Regions from separate parts of the Homo sapiens genome. Here region 1 is linked to region 2. A link is a loop called in an ENCODE intact Hi-C map of the cell type or tissue named here. Cell type or tissue: IMR-90. All regions are shown on one strand. Each heading gives the region's core, and the rest is flanking DNA. Links, peaks and the distances in the headings are about the cores only.

Evidence for each region. Peaks named below come from ENCODE experiments on the same cell type or tissue, not always from the same donor. Only the 100,000 strongest peaks of a DNase experiment are listed, where the experiment ranks them.
Region 1: it touches region 2 in a loop (7-fold over the local background); 4 of 110 quality-filtered maps call a loop at or near these places.

The regions. Positions count from the first base shown.
Region 1 is chr1:31,332,776-31,338,152 of GRCh38, reverse strand. ZCCHC17 (zinc finger CCHC-type containing 17) reads right to left here. Exons shown (of 8, transcript NM_016505.4): 4 at 878-978. Among named protein-coding and RNA genes, the nearest start is that of FABP3, 38 kb to the left of the region's middle. In IMR-90, for the core only: a CTCF peak has its summit at 2,942 (motif pointing right); no DNase peak of the experiment used is centred there.
Region 2 is chr1:30,799,480-30,804,856 of GRCh38, reverse strand. No RefSeq gene overlaps it. Among named protein-coding and RNA genes, the nearest start is that of LINC01778, 22 kb to the left of the region's middle. RefSeq lists enhancers at 1-541, 2,781-3,075. In IMR-90, for the core only: a CTCF peak has its summit at 2,942 (motif pointing left); no DNase peak of the experiment used is centred there.

The DNA of each region.
Region 1 (5,377 bases), core at 134-5,133, 530 kb before region 2:
AAAAAAAAAAAAAAAAAAGGCCAGGTTTAGTGGTGCGTGCCTGTAGTCCCAGATACTCAGGAGGCTGAGGTGGCAAGATCAGTTGAGCCCAGGAGGCTGAGGTTGCAGTGAGCCGTGATGGCACCACTGTACTCCAGCCTGGGTGACAAAGAGAGACCCTGTCTCAAAAAAGAAAGAAAAATTGTCTCTACTTATATTCTATATTAACTCCATAATAGCTGGGATCATTTTTGTCTGGTTCGCTCTTATATCTCCCAAACCTAGCACATATTAAGCACTTAAATATTGTTGAATAATAGTTCTTTCATGCCTATCTCCTGTGCTGTCTCTGGTAGAACAGGACTCAGTGTATGCTCTTATTTCTCCTGTGGTCGGCCCACACCCACAGCCCTCATACCCTCAAGTGAGTAACAGGGTCCTTCAGATTTTTTTCACTTTCTGCACATTGCATGGTGCCAGATATTAGGGAAAATGACTGTAAACTATCTGTGTTCTTTTTGTTTTGTCCCAAACTGAAGTGTATCTGGCAGGTATTCTTTGAAGTCTGTGATAAACACTTGTCCCATAGGTCAACTTTCCTTCTCTCTTTTTGGTTCTTTTTTCTCTCCTCCGGCCCACCCTATGGGTAAACTTCAGGGAGGGAAGTTTTACAAACGTGCACTTATTGCACCACACTTTTATAGCTCATATCATTCCTTCTGAGTTTGCAGGACAGTCTACCAGAAGGTTTGAATTCAGAATAGATTCTAATGGCAGGATTTAAAAATAAGATTATCAGCACAATTAACAAAATTTACACACTCACTATCATAAAATATCAAAAATCCCAGCTCTTCCTAATCCTTTCTAACCACAAGGGAGCCGCACAGAACTTTACCTCTCGGCCAATAAGCTTCACCCACACTTTATCTCCAACATCTACTATCTCAGAGGGCTTATCCACCCGACAGGATGACATATGAGTTCGATGGACCAGACCTGGGCACAAGAAGAAGAAATAACGTAAAGCAGAGGGCATATCTGGTATTTATACTCTAAACTGGATAAGAAGGTAAGAGTTGGGGAATGCAAGGGAAAAATGAAAATTTTTACTGAAAAGCGTGAAACTTAAAACTGCAAATTGAGACTGCTTTTTATACCCAATCAACCAACAAACATTCTTAAAATAATGCTCAAAGTGGCCGGGCACAGTGGCTCATGCCTGTAATCCCAGAACTTTGGAAGGCTGAGGCGGGCAGATTGCCTGAGCTCAGGAGTTCAAGACCAGCCTGGGAAACATGCCAAAACCCAGTCTCTACAAAAAATACAAAAAAAAAAAAACCTGGCCAGGCATGGTGGCACGTGTCTGTAGCTCTAGCTACTTAGGAGGCTGAGATGGGAGGATCGCATGAGCCCAGGAGGCTGAAACTGCAGTGAGCTGCAACTGCACCACTGCACTCCAGCCCAGGTGACAGAGTGAGACCTTGGTTCAAAAAAATAAGTAAATAAAATAGGCCAGGCACAGTGGCTCACGCCTGTAATCCCAACACTTTGCAAGGCCAAGATGGGAGAATACCTTGAGGCAAGGAGTTTGAGACCAGCCTGGTCAACATAACGAGACCCCATCTCTATTTTTTAAATATTGTAAATCTTATTTTAAAAATAAAAAACAAAAAATTTAAAAAATGTAATGCTCCATATTAGTAAAGATGTGATAAAATATCTGTAGTTACACAATACTGATAGAAATATAAGTTGGTAAAATTATTTGAAAGCAAAAAGATAAAGATGTTTATCTTTGATGCAAGAATATCATCAATAGAATTTTTTCAAAGGAAAAACTCACAAGAGCCAAAAAACTTACAGAGCTGAAATAACTTGCAGTCTAGCCTGGGCAACATGATAAAACCCCATCTCTACCAAAAATACAAAAATTACCTGGGCGTGGTGGTGCAAACCTGTGATCCCAGCTACTCAAGAGGCTGAGGTGGGAGCACTGCTTGAGCCCAGGAGGCAGAGGTTGGAGTGAGCTGAGATTGCGCCACTGCACTCCAGCCTGGGTGACAGAGCAAGACCCCCATCTCACAAATAAATAAATACATACATACATACATAAATACATAAATAACTTGCGGTATTATTACCTACAGAGGTTAAAAAATATATAAGAACCATAAAACAACCCTAATGAACAATAACTGGAAAACAGCATGGCAAACATAGTAAATCTGTGGAATAAAAAAGTAAACAGCCATTTAAATTAATTACAAAAAATATTTATGATAGACGTTAAGTTAAAAAAGGAAATATAAACAAGCTACTATTTTTAATCCATTAAATTAGCAAAGTATTTAGAAAATAATATTCAATGTGGTGAAAGGATAGTAAAATAAGAACTATTACTAAGGCTAGAATAAACTTTTGGAAGTCACTATCAATGGCTATCAAGAATGATAAAATACTAATAAACTATTACACATTTAATAAAAATAATTTAAAATGAAATAATTGCTGGGCATGGAAGCTCAGGCCTGTAATCCCAGCACTTTGGGAGGACTGCTTGAGCCCAGGTATTCAAGACTAGCCTGGGCAATACAGTGAGACCCCATCTCTAGAAAAATTACAGAAAAATTAATAGGATGTGGTGGTGCATGCTTGTAGTCCTAGATACTCAGGAGGCTGAGGTGGGAGGATGGCTTGAGCCCAGGAAGTCAAGGCTACAGTAAGCTGTGATGGCACCACTGCACTCCAGCCTAGGTGACAGAGCGAGACTTTGTCTCAAAAATAAATCAAATAATATTTTAATAACATTTAATAAAACACTTATAGCAAACATCCTTTTCCTGTCTGTCCAAAATCCTTTCCTTGGGAGAACCACCTTGCTTATTACATTTTACATATACAAATCAGGATTGTAAACTACAAAAAATTGCCAAAGCCAATCTTTACCACCAGATGGCAAGAGTCTGCCAGAGAAAAGCAAAGAAGAGCACTGGTAAACAAGAAGCAAAGCCCTGGGAGTATAAACTGAGCACCCAATACAGCAAAGGCTGAAGTCCCAGCAATAGAGGAAAGAGACAAGGGGCAGAAACATAACTGAGAAACATAACTGAGAGTTATCCTGGAAGCCCCTGACAAGATTGGCCAAAATGTTTCCCAATTAAGTTTCTGCCCCTTGCAACCAAGAGTTCTAATACTTTATTTGACCCCTAATTGCTTCTGGGAACCTGTCCTAAGAAAATAACTTTATACATAGGAAAAACTATATGCTTCAGGAAAAGTGATTTACATCAAAATATTCAATGTATTTTTAAGACAGGAAAATTTAGAAACAACAAAGGATAACAATTAGGTCAATTATGGTATAGTCGCTTGATGGTCCATTCAAAAGATTTTTAAACAAGTCAATAATTCCTTCTTTAGTAAATAGTTATTGAGTGCCTATTATGTATCAAGTACTGTAGGTATCTAGCATTTTCCCATACTAAATAACAAAAGCATAATGCAAAATTATACAGTATGATTACAAATGCTTTAAAAACATTTTAAAAATTAGAAAGAAATGACTTGAAATGCCAACAGTGGTTATAGTATTACAAGTTAACCTTTTCATTTATTTTCGATAATAAATAATAATAGAGGATTACTTCAATTCTGGAGAAAATGAACATAAATAATTACTCTGAATGAATAAAAATCAGTCATCCTGTCTAAAATAACTGCCCTCCCTGAAGTTGCTTGGGAAATTTATCCACCTCTATTCTCATTCTCCCACTCTCTCTTTCACACACACACACACACACACACACACACACACACACACACACACACACACAGAGAGAGAGAGAGAGAGAGAGAGAGAGAGAGAGATGCACATGGATGCCTGCAGATGCCTGAAACTCAAAATACCTGCCCTTTCTGTTTAGAGCTCCTACTGGGAGCCACTACTTTCTCTATCCATCATCACTACATCCCACATACCTACATAAGCTGATTCTGGAGGTTGATAGCCTACCTATCTAAACAACTCTGGGGCCTCTAAAATGTTTTATATACATTATGTTTTTAATTTTAGATCAACACACAATCTCCAAATTTGGTGAAATTCATGCAAATGGGGTTTATTTTTTTCCCCTATGATGTAATGAGCCAACTAGCCTAATTTTAAAGTTTGAAGAGGAAATTCAGATCCCATAAAGGGGAAGCCCTTCATCTTGACTTGTTTTTGGCTGCAACTGTCCTCTACTGGTTAAAATTCATCTCTTTCCTCTATTGCTAATGAAAGTTATGATGGAAATTAATGTTGAACCTAATATACTTGAGGGAACACTATTCTTCTTCCCTAAAACAGAAAGTCTATTTACTGGAGTACCACATAGAAATAATGGCATCAAAACTTGTCCTTCTCTCACCTGATTCCATATAACCAGTGAAAAAATGACAAAAGATTTCAAATGAACTTTTTTTGTCTTTAAGTAGCTTAAGCAAGTTAATTTGAAATATTTTGCTCTTTTACGCTATAAATGTATTTATTTTATGCTACAACTGAATTTCCATGGGTCTTTAGAGTATATCTAAGAGTCAGTGAGAGTAAACTATATATATACACACACATACACACACACATATGTATTTTATTTTTTATTTTTTTGAGATGGAGTCTCACTCTGTCACCCAGGCTGGAGTGCAGTGGCACAATCTCTGCTCACTGCAACCTCCACCTCCTGGGTTCAAGTGATTCTCCTGCCTCAGCCTCCCGAGTAGCTGCGATTACAGGTGCCTGCCACCACGCCCGGCTAATTTTTTGTATTTTTAGTAGAGACAGGGTTTCACTATGTTGGCCAGGCTGGTCTTGAACTCCTGATCTCTTGATCCACCCGCCCTGGCCTCCCAAAGTGCTGGGATTACAGGTGTGAGCCACTGCACCCGGCATTTTTTTAAATTCTATTTTATTATTTTATTGTACTTATTTTATTTTATTTTTGGTACAGGTAGCTCTCTCCTGGATAAACATGACCAGTCTAGAAGCGTTAGCAGTGAAAAACTGGAAACAACTTAAAATGATTATGTGGTACATCTGAATGACAGAATAAAGCCATTAAATGTTTATAGAAAATATTTTTTTAATGGGGAAATGTTTAAGGTCCATTACGTGCAAAAAACTACACATTTTAAATATACAGTATAATCTTAATCTCAACATATTAAATTGTGTACACATATGTGAATATACAGAAATACACCAAAATGTTGGCCAAGCGCGGTGGCTCATGCTTGTGATCCCAGCACCTTCGGAGGCTGAGCCGGGTGGATCACTTGAGGTCAGGAGTTCAAGACCAGCCTGGCCAACATGGTGAAACTCCATCTCTACTAAAAATACAAAAATTAGCCAGGTGTG
Region 2 (5,377 bases), core at 163-5,162:
ATAGCTGTCATCACTGAGGGCTTACTATGTGCTGGGTACCGTGCTAAGACTTTACCTGCCTGATTTTCAGTTTTCTCAATAACCCTGGAGGCAGGCAGCATGCCTATCCCCATTTTACTAAGACAAATGGAAGCACGGCCAGGTGAAATGACTTGCCTGAGGTCACACAGCACTTAAGTGGCAAAGCAGTCCCTGCAGAGGTAGCCTCTTAACCAGCCCTCTTTGCTGTTTCCTCTTCCAAGCTCAGGCCCCAGCACAGATCAGCCATGCCCAGAGATCTGCTGAGTGAATGAATGAGCGGGAGACCCCCCACGGCCAGGTCTATAGATTGGGAGGTTTAGGGAAGGGAACTAGCATGGAGTGAGCTCGTGAGTGTGACAGGAGTGCCCCCAGCAGCCCTGGGGCCCTGATACTATTATAGATTGAGTGTCGCTAACGGGAAAATCTGAAATCTAAAATACTCCAGAATTGGAAACTTTTTGAGCACCGACATGATGTTGAAAGGAAATACTCATTGGAGCATTTTGCATTTCTGATTTTCAGATTAGGGGTGCTCAATTGGTACAACACAAATATCCCCAAATCCAAAAAAGTTCAAAACCCCAAACACTTCTGGTCCCAAGCATTTCAGATAAGGGATACACAACCTGTATTTCAGTTCACAGATGAGGAAATGGAAGCTTGGAGCTCTTAAAGGACTCCCCCAAGCCCAGAGTAAATTGGTTGCAGAGGCAGGGGGTGTGTGATTCACAGCCCAGGTTGGGACAAAGGTCTGGGGGGCCCTCTGCTTCTGGAGAGGAGAGAGAGGCTCCTTTTTATTTCACCAAAGCTCCCCCTGCAGAGATTGGGGTCATGGCCTTGACTCTGTTGTCAGGGGGCCTGAGAAGGGCATGGTCGGGACGTTTTCAAGTAAGAATTCAGCTAAGGCCTGGTGAGGAGAGGCCGTGTGAAGTGTCTGCTGGAGGAGGGAGAAAGTGAGTGTAAGTTGTGGGTAAGAACTTGAGCTTTGGAAATGGACAGTGCTGGGTTTGAGTCCTGCCTCTGCTATCTGTTAGCTGTGTGACCTTGGGCAATGCGTTCACCTCTCAGAATCTTACTCACCTTATCTGTAAAATGGGGATACTATGCCTCATATCAGGTTCTATTGAGGATCACAAAATGTTGCATCCAAAGTGTTAGTACTTGGCACATGGCACTTTGTAAATAGTAGTGTTTATTAGTAGAGTCAGCATTAGGCTAGAATTCGGGTTAGGTTGAGTTGATAGAATTTTGAGGGAAAACCTCGGACCCAGGGCTGCCAGACTGTTTGGGACCTGTCTGCACTTGTCTGTGCCTTAGGATCGCCCAGAGGACTCTGCTAGGGATCAGGACAGGGCTGAGCTCAGAGCTGGGTCTTAGGTCATAGCAGAATGAAGAGTGAAACAGACTGGAGTTAGAATCCTGCTTTTCCCACATTGCTGGGTGACCTTGGACAATGTATTTGCTCTCTCTTTCTCTTTTATTTTTATCGTTTTGAGACAGGGTTTCCCTCTGTCCCCCAGGCTGGAGTGCAGTGGCTTGATCATAGCTCATTGCAGCCTCGACCTCCTGGGTGTAGGTGTTTCTCCCACTTCAGGCTCCCAAGTAGCAGCTGGGACTGCAGGCGCACACCACCATGCCCAACTGGTTTTTTTTTTTTTTTTGAGACAGAGTTTTGCTCTTGTTGCCCAGGCTGGAGTGCAATGGCACGATCTCAGGTCACCGAAACCTCTGTCTCCCGGGATCAAGTGATTCTCCTGCCTCAGCCTCCCAAGTAACTGGGATTACAGGCATGCGGCACTATGCCCAGCTAATTTTGTATTTTTGGTAGAGATGGGGTTTCACCACATTGGTCAGGCTGGTCTCAAACCCCTGACCTCTGGTGATCCTTCCACCTTGGCCTCCTAAAGTGCTGGGATTACAGGTGTGAGCCACTGTGCCCAGCCCCCCAGCTGTTTTATTTATTTATTTATATTTATTATTGTTATTTTTTTGAGATGGAGTTTCTCTCTTGTTGCCCAGGCTGGGGTGCAATGGCACAGTCTCAGCTCACTGCAATCTCTGCCTACTGGGTTCAAGCGATTCTCTTGCCTCAGTCTCCTGAGTAGCTGGGATTACAGGCACCTGCCACCACGCCTGGCTAATTTTTGTATTTTAGTAGAGACGGGGGTTTCACCATGTTGGTTAGGCTGGTCTTGAACTCCTGATCTCAGGTGATCCACCCGTCTCGGCCTCCCAAAGTGCTGGGATTATGGGCGTGAGCCACTGCGCCCAGCCTTATTTTTTGTATTTTTAGTTTGAGGCTGGCCTCGAACTCCTGAGCTCAAGTGATCCTCTCGCCTTGGCCTCCCAAAGTACTGGGATTACAGGCATGAGCCACCGTGCCAGGCCCACTTGCTGTCTTTAAGCTTCAGTTTCCCTCTCTGTAAAATGGGGGTAATACCACCCACCCCAACAAGGCGTTTGGTTAGGATTAAGTAAGATCATGGTGCCAGCCCTTAGACCTCAGTGAGTGTTTTACATTTTAAAAATGATTTTCCTCCCCAGCAGTTTTCCACGTCAAATTATTTGTTTCTAGAGAACGACCACGTAGCTGCTTGTAGCTGGCTTTCTTCGTCCATCCTTCCATCCACCCGCGGTTGGTCCCTGCTGGAGTCAGATCTGCAGCGGGCACTGTGGATCCAGAGGCAGCAGAGGAGAGGGGTCAGGAGAGGCCTCCCTAGGGCTGAGATCCCTGGTTGAGTTTTGCAGGCTGGCAGGGGAGCTGCATGTGCGAAGGCACAGAGGCCTGCCCGTGGAACTATGCGGAGCTTTATGAAAATCGGAATGGGTCAGGGGTACAAGCAAAGCCCCAGCGTTTCCAGCGTTCTTCCCAACCCTGTCGCCTGTCGCTCGACGCGGACCTCCTGCAAACGAAGCGCGGGTGCCCTCTGCTGGCCTTTCCGCGGACTGCAACTTCTACTTTGGGGACTCCCAGCCCCCGTGTCTTTGGGAGGCAAATGTCCATAAAAGCTGGAGTATCTCAACTGGAAAGACCCTCAGAAATCACCCACCCCTGACTTCCCGATGGAGACATGAGGCCCTGTGTGGGGCAGGGAGCTTGCACAGGGCAGGAATTCGGGCCCCTGAATCCAATAGAGGCTGGGCTGGCAGTGCCTGGGGTAGGGAGGTGCCCAGGGAGGGTTCTGGCCACGGAGCTCCAGCCTGCAGGAGGTGGGATGGGGGGTGGAGGGTGACTGCAGAGAGCAGAGGGGGTTTCAGATTCTCAGCCCCTTGCCCCATCTGGCTGGCTTAGTCGTGGGATTTCCTGTTTTGTCTTGGAGCAGCGGCATTGCAACCTGATAGCCATGAAACAGGAGCTCAAGATGAGTGTGTGTGTGTGTGTGTGTGTGTGTGTGTGTGTGTGTGTGTTTGTGTGTGTGTGTCTTGAAGGGTGATGTTGGCATCAATCAGTAGGTGTCCTGGGCTGGTGACATCACCCCCCTACTGCTCTGATCTTCCTTTAAAGCTCTTCCTTTCTCCACTCCTAAGTCCCCAGCGGCTGCCACTATCGCCTGGCCCTTGGTTCTCCAGCAAAGGTGGTGGCAGGTGAGAGGACATGAAAGCAGGAAAGACCCTTACCTTTAGAGCCCCAACAGAAGATAGCCATGGGTGCCAAAGCCCGGATGGGCTCAGAATGGGCAGGCTTCATAGGCGATGAGAAATGGGGAGGGTAAGAGAGAAGCAAGTTGAGGACAGTGCTCAAGCTTCTGGCCTAGATGATGGGTTGTGCCCTCGATGAGATGAGGAGCTTGGGAAGACCACAGTGACCTGATGCCTGGAAGCTCATCCTCTGTGGAGAGCACTGTTTTCTATATCATCCTCCTGGCAGGGTGGCTGTGTATGTGTGTGTGCATGTGTGTGTGTGTACATAGGCACTGTGTGTGTGCTGGGTATGCCATGTCCATCAGCTGGGAGACTGGGTTTACTAGGGATGGGGCCATAAGACCAGGAGGAGGCCTGCCTTGGCTAGGAAGTGACCCTTTGTTTCCAGTATGGATCACATCAAGGCCAGTAAGACTGCGGTCTGTTCCTGGTTGATGGTGGGCAAGGAGGGCCTGGCTTAGCCTGGCTTAGAGTGCAGATGGGAGTTCCAGGCCTGCACCCATCTTTCCCAGTAGGGTGGCCTCAGGCAAGTGCCTGCCTCTCTCTAGGCCTCTGTGCCCTCACCTGACAAATGGGGCCAATGAAGCATAGATGCGTGGAGAGGGCGAATGAGGCACTGCAGGAAGAGTGCCCAGTGCCGCGTCTGGCACACCGTGGGCCCTGGGTGAAGGGCGGAAGGTATTAGTATTTCTTAGCTGGCTGCTCTGGTGCTTGGTAGTCGGGACCCATCTCCCTGTCTGACTTTATTGCTCCTAGGCCTTCCTCCTCACTCTGCTCCAGCTGCACTGGCCCTCCTTCCATGCCTGGAGAACACCAAGTTCATTCCAGTAGGGAGCCTGCACCGCGGCTCTTCCTGCTGCTGGGTTCAGTTGTTGCATTGCCTGTTCCTTCTCAGCTCTCAGGTCCCTGTCTAATGTCACCTCCCTGGGGCAGTCTCTCTGACTACTATAGCAAGGCACCTACTGTGCCTCTCGACAGCCAGCCTGCCTTCCTTCCTTCTCTTTCTTTCTTTCTTCCTTCCTCCTTCCCTCTTTCCCTTTTATTTCTTTCTTTCTTTCTCTTTCTTTCCCTCCCTCTCTCCCTCTCCCTCCCTTTCTTTCTCTCTTTCTCTTTTCTTTTCATTTCTTTTCTTTCTTTCTTTCTTTCTTTCTTTCTCTCTCTTTTTTTCTCTTTCTTTCCCTCCCTCTCTCCCTCTCCCTCCTTCTTTCTTTTTCTCTCTCTTTTCTTTTCATTTCTTTTCTTTCTTTCTTTCTTTCTTTCTTTCTTTCTTTCTTTCTTTCTTTCTTTCTTTCCTTTCCTTTCCTTTCTCTCTTTCTTTCTTTCCTTTCTTTCTTTTTTTCGTCTTTCCCTCCCTCCCTCTCTCTTTCTTTCTTCCCTCCTTCCTTCCCTCCCTCCCTTCCTTCCTTCCTTCTTCCTCCCTTTTTCTTTTTTGAGATAGGGTCTTGTTCTGTTGCCCAGGCTGAGTACAGTGGTACAATCATAGCTCACTGTAACTTTGAACTCCTGGGTTCAAGGGATCCTCCCACCTGGGCCTCCCAAAATGCTGGGATTACAGGCATGAGCCACCATGCCTGACCCCTGTTGTCTGGGGCACTGTTGTTGGAGTAGGTGCTGCTGGAGAGTGCAAGTATGTTCACCTATGTGCTCACATGTGTGCCTGGACATCTGGGGGAAGATTGAGGCACTTTCCAATACATCCTAGCACCTGACACCA